Regions from separate parts of the Mus musculus genome. Here region 2 is linked to region 1. Evidence: chromatin loops called from intact Hi-C (ENCODE). Cell type or tissue: left cerebral cortex. All regions are shown on one strand. Links, peaks and the distances in the headings refer to the core of each region. The heading gives the core; the rest is flanking DNA. Region 1 has its middle 110 kb from the start of Grem2. Region 2 overlaps Opn3 (opsin 3).

Region 1 (5,382 bases), core at 183-5,182:
AGAGAGAGAGAGAGAGAGAGAGAGAGAAAGGAGAAGGAGGAGGAGGAGGAGGGGAGTGGAGGAGGAGGAGGGTGGAGAAGGAGGAGGAGGGTGGAGAAGGAGGAGGAAGAAGAAGGAGGAGGGGAGGGGAGGGGAGGGGAGGAGAAATAAATGTCCCTGTCAGTGGAGATTGCTGTGAAGATCCCTGGGACACTGTTTTTTTCTGACATGAGAAGGGCCAATGGAAGACCTCAGCCTTCACTATGTTTTAGACTCCTTGCTGTGTTAAGCAAAGATGGAGAGAAGACTGAGCAGAGCCACAGGACCGAATTCCACAGGGACCAGACACTTTCAGAACCTCTGCCTGCCTCCGGCAACTTAATGAGAAATAGTTCTTAAATCCTTCCTAGGCAGGGTTATTTATATTTTGTCCACCTATCAACGTGCCTGTGTCTTTCATCTGTTTGTCTCCCTCTGTGTCTCTGTCTCCTTCGTGTCTTATTCTCTACCCACACACCCGCCCCCACCCCCACCCCGCCCCCCATGAATCTGTAAAAGACTCATCTTGGCTTTGGGCTGCAGTCCCATCAATCCCAAGCTCAGCAGGCAGGCTCCAGGCCTGTCTCCTTCCAAGCGGAAGCCTTTCCCGCAAGGCTGACTCTGCAGGAGGGCTGCACACTGCTGGAAGCACAGGTTCTCAGACCTTGAGGGGGAAGGGTGTTGGCTCCACCATGGCTGGAGGACAAGATTCCACAGCGTCTAAACAGCACACAGCCCGTCCTGGAGAGCTGAGGCCTGCTGTGTGGAGTTGGCGCTCTGCACCTTTGAACAGGGGTTTTGGCTCCGCCTGTCTGCAGACATTGAAACCTATGATTGATGACCAGGACCCGGGTACCAGAAAGTGATGCGTGCTGTTAATGTGGTCTCTGGGGAAACTGGTGCCAATTCAATTAAGTCAGGGGAGAATGAGCTGCTGTTCCACACCTGAGCTTGAGGGGGAGAAAGACACAGAGTCTGCTAAAGACATCGTTCCCAGCAAAGACGGTTGCTGAGCAAATTAGAGACACAGCAACATTTGGTGATGACATATAACATATATTTAGGAGAAGAAAGTTTTAAAAACATGAAACCCATATATAGAGGGGAAAGAATAAACCTGTAGATATTGATCAAAATCTGGCCACGTGCTCTGAAAAATGTATAGATTTTTTTAAAAAGCACAGAAATAGGGAATGAGTTTCATTTCCAAAATGTGTGTGTGCGTGTATGTGTGTGTGTGTGTGTGTGTGTGTGTGTGTGTGTGTGTGTGTGTGTGTGTGTTGGAGGGGGTTCTTATATATACTTCTGTTTTTAAAGATTAGTTTATTATTTGCTTTAATTATCTCTGGTGTGTGTGTGTGTGTGTGTGTGTGTGTGAGAGAGAGAGAGAGAGAGAGAGAGAGAAAGAGAAAGAGAGAGAGAATGGGTGTGTTCACTGATTTCCAGATTCCCTGGAGCTGGCTGGAATTCTAATTGTAGTTGGTTCATCTGGAAGAGTAACCATAGTTCTTAATCACCAAGCCATCTTCCGAGCCTCTGTATATCATTTTAAAAGAATTGTATTCCAGATAATTCAATAAATAGATAACAGGCGACCATAGTAGAACAGCTTGCAGTGGAATGAGAAAGCTGGGATCAGAGACTGGAGAAGAAACAGTGCTGGTTCCCCAACACTGTCCAACCACTCCCGCTTCTCTGAGGCTCTTCAGTTCCTTTAAGTGTGAATAAGGAAGTAGTAGTGTCTTACAGTTTAGGGAAAAGCCCAGGCATTAGCAGTCCTAACAGGCCTCCCAGGAATTCAATGCAGCTACAGATAAAGGTTTTCAAGGTAAGTTCATCTTCAAGTTCAAGTTCAAGTTCAAGATAAGTTTAAACAGAAGAATCTGGATGAGAGGCAAGCATTGATTAAACATAATTAAACAGGCCCGCTCAGGATGTGCCTGGGTGGTCTTAGATCTGGCTCTGTGAGGAGGTGGTCCTAAGGAGACTTTGTCATGCCTTTACTCAATAGAAGGACTCATTCTCCTCTCTACACAATAGTGACTCTTGTTACAGGGCGCTGCCTCCCATGCATGGAGAATTGTCCTGATGTAGGAGATGGTGAGTCCTCCAAAGTTCCACTCTTCCTGGAATCCAGGATAACTGTCTGTCTACAGTGATGACTTATCTTGGTGCTTTCAGCTCCAACGTGGGATGAGCTAGGTCAGCCGGACAGGCTTGCCTTCATGACTACTATGCCTGTGTAGGATCACACAGAGGAACAGACACCGAGTGAAAGGCAGGGGTGGTGCCAGGATTTCTCCCGCTTCTAGTTACTAAATGAAGTGGAGGTTTCACAGTTGTAACACTCCTTGCCTTGCTACATTGTGGATTGTTATGAAACATTAATGCTGTGACCACAGGAGTGAAGGAGTACCGGGTGGGCCCACAACAAGGTGTCCCCCTGAGAAATCACACCATGTGACAGGCAGACCTGATGTAAGGACATTTGGGGAGTGGGAGGAGACCTGAAAAAGGGTTACAGGCAGAGAAAGGGAGAGCAGAGAAAGAGAGGGTGGTCAGAAATACTGGGAACAGGAGAGAGGATGACAGGGGAGAGGTGAGAGAAAGAGAAGGGACAGGGGAGAGGGGAGAGGGCAGAGGGGGCTGGGGTAGCAAACACTCCTCTTTATAGGCTGCCACACCCTGGCAGTTAATGGTGGCAGGTGATGATGCAAGCCATTGCTAGGTCACTCACTATTGGGAGGAGCCTAGAGGAATTGTCTGTAAGCAAACAAGTTCTCTGGCCAAGCAGAGGCAGGGAGGGAGCAGAAGGCATACATCAATGCTAAGTATCTCCCATATATGCTCTATCTCCCATATATGCTCTATCTCCCATATATGCTCTATCTCCCAGATATGCTCTATCTCCCAGATATGCTCTATCTCCCAGATATGCTCTATCTCCCAGATATGCTCTATCTCCCATATATGCTCTATCTCCCATATATGCTCTATCTCCCATATATGCTCTATCTCCCATATATGCTCTATCTCCCACATATGCTCTATCTCCCATATATGCTGTCTGCCTTAATTTTTAAGACAGTCCCTCTCACGGAACCTGGAGTTTGGTTAGGCTGGCTGCCAGCAGGCTTTGGGGATCCACCCGTGTCCCTTCCCAACACTGGGACTGCAGGCACACATCTCCATGTGTTCCAGTTCCTGCTGCTTCCCCAGGAAGCATGTTACTAATGGAGCCATCACCCTGCCCTCCCCCTGGAAAGCACGTTAAGTTACAGTCAATGGGGAGAGGACCTGATCTCAGAGCGGACAGCTTCGATTTGCTGGGGGCTCTGACACCTCTCTGATGCCCAGTTTCCTGTTCTGTGATAGAGAATTACAGCATTGGTAGGGAAGTGTCCTGTTCATTTCGGAATCTGTGCATTCTTATACTTTCACCAGGTATAAATGAAGGTGACAATCATTCGAAAACATCAGAAATTCTAAGTCTTTCTATATTTCCTGATGTTAATCAGCAAGCTTATTTTCCCGAGGAGAAAGAAGAAAAAGAAAAACAAACAAGCAAGCAAGCAAACAAAAACCTACAGCTTTTTCCCAGTCTCTGCCCGCCCTCATTCTGCTGTGTCCAGGCAAAGGATTATTGTTATTTTTTTCTTTTCGCTGTCTCTGTATGTTATTAAATACATGCCAAATTCAAATTGGCATTTCTAAAAGCAGAAAGAAAAAGAAAAGAAAGAAGGGGGAGGAAGGAAAAAAAAAGGTTCAGAAATGCAGACTCTGAGATATAAGACCTTTATGCAAACATAAAATATTAATACACTGAAAAACTCAAAATGCTTCAGTCCCCAGGGGAGAAAATAGCTTGTTTTTAGATGCTCAACCCAGGGCCTACTGTTGTAAGACTGCAAACGCTAGGCAGTGGAGTCTAAGTGTCCCTTTCTGTGTGACAGCAGGAAGCTAGGTCATTTGGAGCAGGCAGGGAATGAGCAGCTTTTCCCACGTTTGTACAGAACTAGCTCCCATCTCATGGCCCCAAGGTAAAGCTAATTATAACATATGGAGGACTCGGCCACTGAGCGAGCGCTACAGGCCTCTGGTTACTGTGACAACCATAAACCTTCATCTGCTCTCCCTTGTCACCATTTTTATTTATGTTGCCAAATTACACTCCTCGAAACACTGTGGCAATTTGCTCTCCCAAAAAGTAGAGGAATGAAGAACCCACAACCGGAATACAGGTCATTATTTTTTTCCTCCAAGTAGAGAACATGGAACAGAACTAAAGAAAACGGAAAATGCTCATCTTCCATGAGCAGTCAGGGAGCAGGATTCGATCTCTTTCCTAAAGCCTTATTTTAAATGACAGTATAATACTTTGTTTCGTGGATATGCTTAAACCAAAAAACCCCCACAATTCTCTACTGCTGAGAACTAAGTTCTTTCAGAACTAAATCCTTTAGTTCTTCATAAGCTTCTAAAAGGGAAAGAGTTTGGGATGTTGGTTCTGCAAAAAACGATTGCTAATGTGCGGACAAAGGTCCCCTTCCAGAAAGGCTATGGCACCTCCTGTTGGGGGAGAGCTGCCTAGGATATCTGGTAGTGAGGGCCTGAGAGTATAGTGTGACAAGAAGAGAGGTTTTCTAGGGCCAGACATTGGAATGCAAGGAGCCCAAGGCCATGACATTCACTGGGTGCATTCTTTTACTGCAAATATTTATATGTGTTTCTTTTTCCGCTAAAGGCAGCTTGGAATTTCTATTCAACCAAATCCATCCACCCTTTCCTTCTTAGAATATTTTTCCTGTCCCCTGCACTACTCTGTCCTTCCTTCCAGCATACTCTGTGGTCAGTGAGATATTCAAAGTGCTTTCCTCCCTGTTCCTTTTCTTGGCTCCTTTCTGCTTTTTCCCTGCTTCTCTCTCTCTCTCTCTCTCTCTCTCTCTCTCTCTCTCTCTCTCTCTCTCTCTCTCTCTCTCTTTTTCTCTCCCCCTCTTATTTTTTAATAGTAATTACAAAACCAATTCACTGACTAATACCTAATATCTGGCTCTGGAAAGCCTCATTTTTCTCTGGGCAGAATGGTTGTGTCCTTGTAAAACTCTCCCTCACAAGCCTGACCACAAGCGTATTATAGGTGGGGGCTCTGGGAGGTGACTAGATACCACTGTGCTTTCACGAATGGGCTGCTGCCCCCATTGATCAGACTTGGGAGCTTTGTGCCCTTTCATTTAGTAGGAAGGATCAACGAAGTGCTGCACAGGAGGAAATGCCCCCCAAATCTCCTGGTGCCTTGATGTTGACTTCATGTCTGTCGGGTTTCTGAACAAGAAATATCTATGATTTATAGTTTGCTCAGGGTGA
Region 2 (5,382 bases), core at 155-5,154, 640 kb after region 1:
TTTGCCAAGTGCTTTTGTCACAGCAGTATGGAATTAAACAAAGCAGCCTGAATAGACACAGAGAAAGGCTCTGGTAATACAATGCACCATGCCTGGCATGTCCCTTTGGAATCCGGGGTTCTCACAGGGAAAGAAAACAAGACTGGTCTTCAAAGAAGCAGCGTGAAGGTGTTGGGATCCTGTTAAGAGTTATGTGGACCAATCCCAGCTCTCTGACTATCTTGCTGCATAGCTTCTGAGAATAAGGTAATCACCCTAGGTCTTGGATTTCTGTTTACATAAAACCGAAGCCTGTTCACATTATAAAATTCTGTGACTGGAAAAGTAGGAAATGAAGAGACATCTTGGCTGTGACTCCGCACCATGTGTTTCATGTGTGTAAGAGTGGAGGGGTAGGCAGTACTATTATAGTTTCTGATACATATGGCATTAATAATTGCCAAATACATAACGGAGTGTTTACTATTTCTAGACCAAAAGAAGCCTGGGTTCTGGAACACAGCATGAAGAAAGAGCACTTTAGAGAACAGAGACCAGAAGCAAATAGCATAGGCACCTCAAAGCAAACTACAGTAACAGATTCTGAGGGTTAAATTAGATGTTTCAGAAATCCAACTTTAGTCTATTAAAGCCTTACATAATTATTTACCTAAAAAGACATCTAGAAGGTAAGGACATAACTTGAGGTTTAAAATATAGTTGACTCTATGAATTTTATAAACATTTTTATTAAATATAATGGTATTTAATTTTATAATTAACTTCAAATGTTAGTTTGACCTTTAATTTGTCATTGATTTCCATTGAATACTATTTAATTCTTCTTAGGCAAGAACATTTAGAAAAAGAATTTCACGGTTGTAAATGAACAAGTCTCAACATATTTTAGAGATGAATAAATGAATTTTTAAAGGTACTGACATAGTAACTGGGTATAGGCATCAATCATGTTCAAGTGTAACTCATTTATTCATTTACTGTTTATCTACATAGCAATCATGGTGCTAGGAAGTAGGCATAAAGTCCTATGGATAACGGTGTCATACAGAACTTCAAGTCCAATGGCAAGTCTGAGAAAAAGTCCAACAAGGAAGCCAGTGAATAGCAACGAATGCAAAGGTAGGGAATAACACAGGGCTAAGAGAGGGAGGGGACACAGGTCAGGACACTGACTTACAGGAAGAGGGCAGGAGCAAGGCCCACCTTTCTCAGATCCTCCTGGGCAGAACATGTGGATCAGTGAACGGTAGCTGTAGTCTGATTAGTCTTTCTGGGCGATCCACTTGAAATGACCTAAACCACAGCCCCTGGTGATGTCTTAGTAATTCTCTCCAGCACTTTGTGGGTTCTGAGTAAAAGTTATTTACTGTGGGCTGGGAAGATGGATCAGTTACTGGAGGGTTCGCCATGAGGATCTGATCCTGATTCCCGGGGCTACACAGAAAGCTAGGCATGTGCCACATGGAGACAGGCATGTGCCTGTGTGACATAGCCTACGTGCTGAACTCCAGACCTGTAAGAGGCCCTGTCTCACAAAACAAGGTAGACAACAGAGCCAACAGTGAACATTGACCTCTGACCTACACACTCGTACTCACGCGTGCGCACTCGCATGTGCACGTACACACACACACCTGAACACCTTCATCCTCTCACATACATATTACATGCTTTTTTTTTTTCCTACTTTCCCAGGAAGGTGGATGGGCTGTCTTGTCTTTGCTTTCCAGCCACTTTGTCAGATCATCCGGTGTTGAGGCTAATTATTTCACATTTCACGTAGTACATACATTAAGAACAATATGGAATGAAAGAGAAGTGGCCACTAACAAAGTAGGTGCCAGCTATGTGTCAGGCTTTGTGATGGTTTCTGCCTGGGGAGTGGCATTATTAGATGGTGTGGCCCTGTTCTAGTATGTGTGGCCTTTTGGGAGTAGGTGTGTCACTGTGGGTGTGGGCTTTAAGACCCTCATCCTAGCTGCCTGGAAGCCAGTATCCTGCTAGCAGCCGTCAGATGAAGATGCAGAACGCTCAGCTCAGCCTGGATGCTGTTGGATGCTGTTATGCTCTCACCTTGATGATACTGGGCTGAATCTCTGAACCTGCAAGCCAGCCCCAATTAAATGTTGTCCTTCTAAGATTTATCTTGGTAACGGTATCTGTTTTCATCAGTAAAACCCTAAGACAGGCTTTGTGACAATCACTATACATACAGTGTGCCATTCTTCCAGAAAAAGATATCGGTGACTCAGAAGAGCCAAGGAGCCCTGTCGGTAGTGGAGACTATTTTGAGAACCCAATTCTGACCTCGAGTCTATTGCTTTCTTCTTAACATTGTGTGTTTGCTCTCGTGTACTATAAGGAAAGGGAGGAAGGAGTCCGGACAGTTTTGTGGAGCAGGAGGGAGCCTAGTATGAATGGGGAAGGCCGAGAGGGTTAGCACTATCATATATATGTATAAACTGGGATAATTAATCCCCTTAAGGAAATCCATTTTTTTCTAGTTTAACTTTTTAATCCTCTTCTATTATTGTGTTTTCTTTTTTTATTATTGGATATTTCCTTTATTTACATTTCAAATGTTATTTCCTTTCTAGGTCTCCCCTCCAGAAACCCCCTATACTCTCCCCCTCCCCTGCCTTTATGAGGGTGCTCCCCCAACCACCCACCCACTCCTGTCTTCCCACCCTGGCATTCCCCTATACCGGAACATCAAACCCCCATAGGACCAAGGGCCGCTCCTCCCACTTATGTCCAACAAGGCCATCCTCTGCCACATACATGGCCAGAAACATGGGTCCCTCTATGTGTACTCTTTGGATGGTGATCCAGTCCCCAGGAGCTCCGGGGGGTCTGGCCAGTTGACTCTGTTGCTCCCTCCATGGCTTTGCAAACCTCCTTAGCTCCTTCCAATGGTTGGCTGTGAGCATCTGCCTCTGTATTTGTCAGGCTCTGGCAGAGCCTCTCAGGAGACAGCTTTATCAGGCTCCTGTCAGCAAGCACTAAGAAAAACCATTTTAAACCAGCAAAATTCTATATGAAGGCCCCTGTGCTGATTAAAACCACATTGAACCCTATGATTGTGCCTTTATGCCACCTACTGGCAGAGAGTGGCTTCTGCATTCCCCATCCCTACAGATGATCTTAGGTAGCGCTATGTTGGTAAGGTGTGGGTTGTGACTATTTTAAGACTCAGTAGACCTTGAAAGACTTAGAGGTGTTGATCCTTCTCATCTGGACGTTCAGGTATTCCTGTAAAAGTAAGGCTAACTCATATGCAGCAGGAGAGGGCAACATGAGATGGGATGGAGCTACTGTACGTTAGGTCTAAGGCACAATAACAAGTTGAGAAAAGAGCAATCCTGGTGGACTGCATGGTGGGGGTGACCTCACAAAGATATATCTGAAAAGGGTCATGAAATATGTGTCAGGCAGGTATTTTCAGTGGAAAAGAAACATCTACAAATGCAAAGCGAGCTAGTTCCCTGGGACTGTGATGTTAGAGTCTGGACAGAGACAGCTCCTGGAAGACAAAGGTGGCTGGCTGTGGTCCCCAGCAGGGATCCCAAAAGGGTGGTTCCATTTTACAACACAGCTTTGAGTACAGACAGAAACAGGATGCCTGCACCTATTGTACATTTGGATGGTGCTAATGACAACCTGCTAATGACAACCTCCTGCCCAGCACAGCCCACAGGGAACAGACCGATATGCAGCATTCCAAAAAGAAAAATGGTGCCGCCTGTAAACTTGCCAAAGTCATCCGGGAACATTAGCTGGGTTTATTAAAATATCAGAAGAATCAAACCAAAGAACTTATTAACACACCAGACCAACAAAGAGTGAAGCACCCGCACCTAGACCTGTTTAGAGGCTGCGACCCTGTGAGGACCACACTGGCCTGGCACTGGACCATCATCCATCAAAGCATGGACAGGCAGAGAATACCTGTCTTTAGTACCTTAATCTAGCTAGATTCCCCATTGCTGGACAGCGGCCTATTTAAATTGCTGTCTGTCTGCCCATGGACTGGTTTTAGGTGCACACACACAAACTATGTCCTCAGGGCAGACTTTTAGGGGGAAATCCCCATTTGCCATCTGTTGCTTACGTATGAATCAGTGTATTGAACTCGGGTAATCAGGCTTGGCAGCGAGTGCGTCTACCTGCTGAGTCATCAAACCAGCCTTCCCTAACAATTTGTAACAGTATTCATTTCTTTTGTATCATCATCCGCACTTTAAATTATCCTATGCTGTAATCCTGGAGGCTTCCTCCTTCCTCGCTGGCCACACTCCAGTCAGACTAACTTTTGAGAAGGGAAAGGAGCAGGCCTTTGTGAAGTGGGAGAAGGACGACAGAGGAAAGTAATTCCTTAGGGACCAGAAGCAGATCACCAGGGAAGACTGCAGAGGGAAACAGAGAACTGAGAACCAGGTACCTGGAAACTCCGTGCAGCCACTGGGAGGTTCTGGGTCCCCTCAGACTCTGAAGGCTGCACACTAAAAAGTCAGCTCTCCACAGTGCTGCTCATGGCATGGCCATGCTGCCAGCTGCTGGGAGCCAGCAGCTTTGATAAATGCTGACAACAATCTCTTAGCGAGCAGGAGACAGGTAATGCTGCGTCTGGATCCTGGTGAGGTCCAGGGAGGCAGGGCTTCCTCTGCCTGGGATAGTGGGAGGGGCTATAAGAGAGGCAGATTTTGAATTGATGAATATGAAGAGCTTAATGGAGTTGGTGCAAATGTATAGGAAGTAGGCTACAAAGCTGAGGGCTACGGAGATGGATCTGTAGATAAAGTGCTTGCTGGGCAAGTGTCAGGAGCTGAGTTCTGATCCCTACAACCCACATAAAAGTTAGATGATCTTTAATCCCAGAACTTCTCATATGTAAGGTGAGGTATAGACAAGAGAATCCATGAAAGTGTCAGGGCCAGTGAGCTTGGCATAAGAAACGATGAACAAGAAACTTTGTCTCAAAGATGGAAGGCAAGGACCTAGACCTGAGGTTGTCCTCTGATGTGTGTGTACCCATACTCACACAGAAGAATATATACACACATATACAAACATATATACACCCATTCATACAAAAGAATTAAAGAGCTGGGATGCAAGAGAGGCCCTGAAATGTTAATTCTCTGCATCAGCCTGAGTCCAACAGTTCTGTGAGATGCAGCTTGATGATGCATTCATTTACAGCACTTGCCAACAAACACACAACATCACACTGCACACTAAGCACCATGCTGGGCGATAAGACAGAAGTTATAAAAGAAATAGGTAGGAAACAATGTGATAAATTCTATAGGCATTAAATAAATAAAAGAATATGTTTGAGGCCATTGGCCTATATTAAATTACAGCTTATTTTTATAATTA

What was found. A loop is a pair of places that touch in the nucleus more often than their neighbours do. Peaks named below come from ENCODE experiments on the same cell type or tissue, not always from the same donor. Only the 100,000 strongest peaks of a DNase experiment are listed, where the experiment ranks them.
Region 2: a loop joins it to region 1, with 2.9 times the contacts of the local background. A loop is called at or near these places in 6 of 42 quality-filtered maps.

The regions. Positions count from the first base shown.
Region 1 is chr1:175,028,194-175,033,575 of GRCm38, forward strand. No RefSeq gene overlaps it. Among named protein-coding and RNA genes, the nearest start is that of Grem2, 110 kb to the left of the region's middle. In left cerebral cortex, for the core only: no CTCF peak of the experiment used is centred there; DNase peaks (open chromatin) are centred at 2,269 and 4,066; H3K27ac peaks cover 262 bases.
Region 2 is chr1:175,666,095-175,671,476 of GRCm38, forward strand. All of the region lies in intron 1 of Opn3 (opsin 3), which reads right to left. Among named protein-coding and RNA genes, the nearest start is that of Chml, 20 kb to the right of the region's middle. In left cerebral cortex, for the core only: a CTCF peak has its summit at 3,099 (motif pointing left); DNase peaks (open chromatin) are centred at 3,095 and 4,176.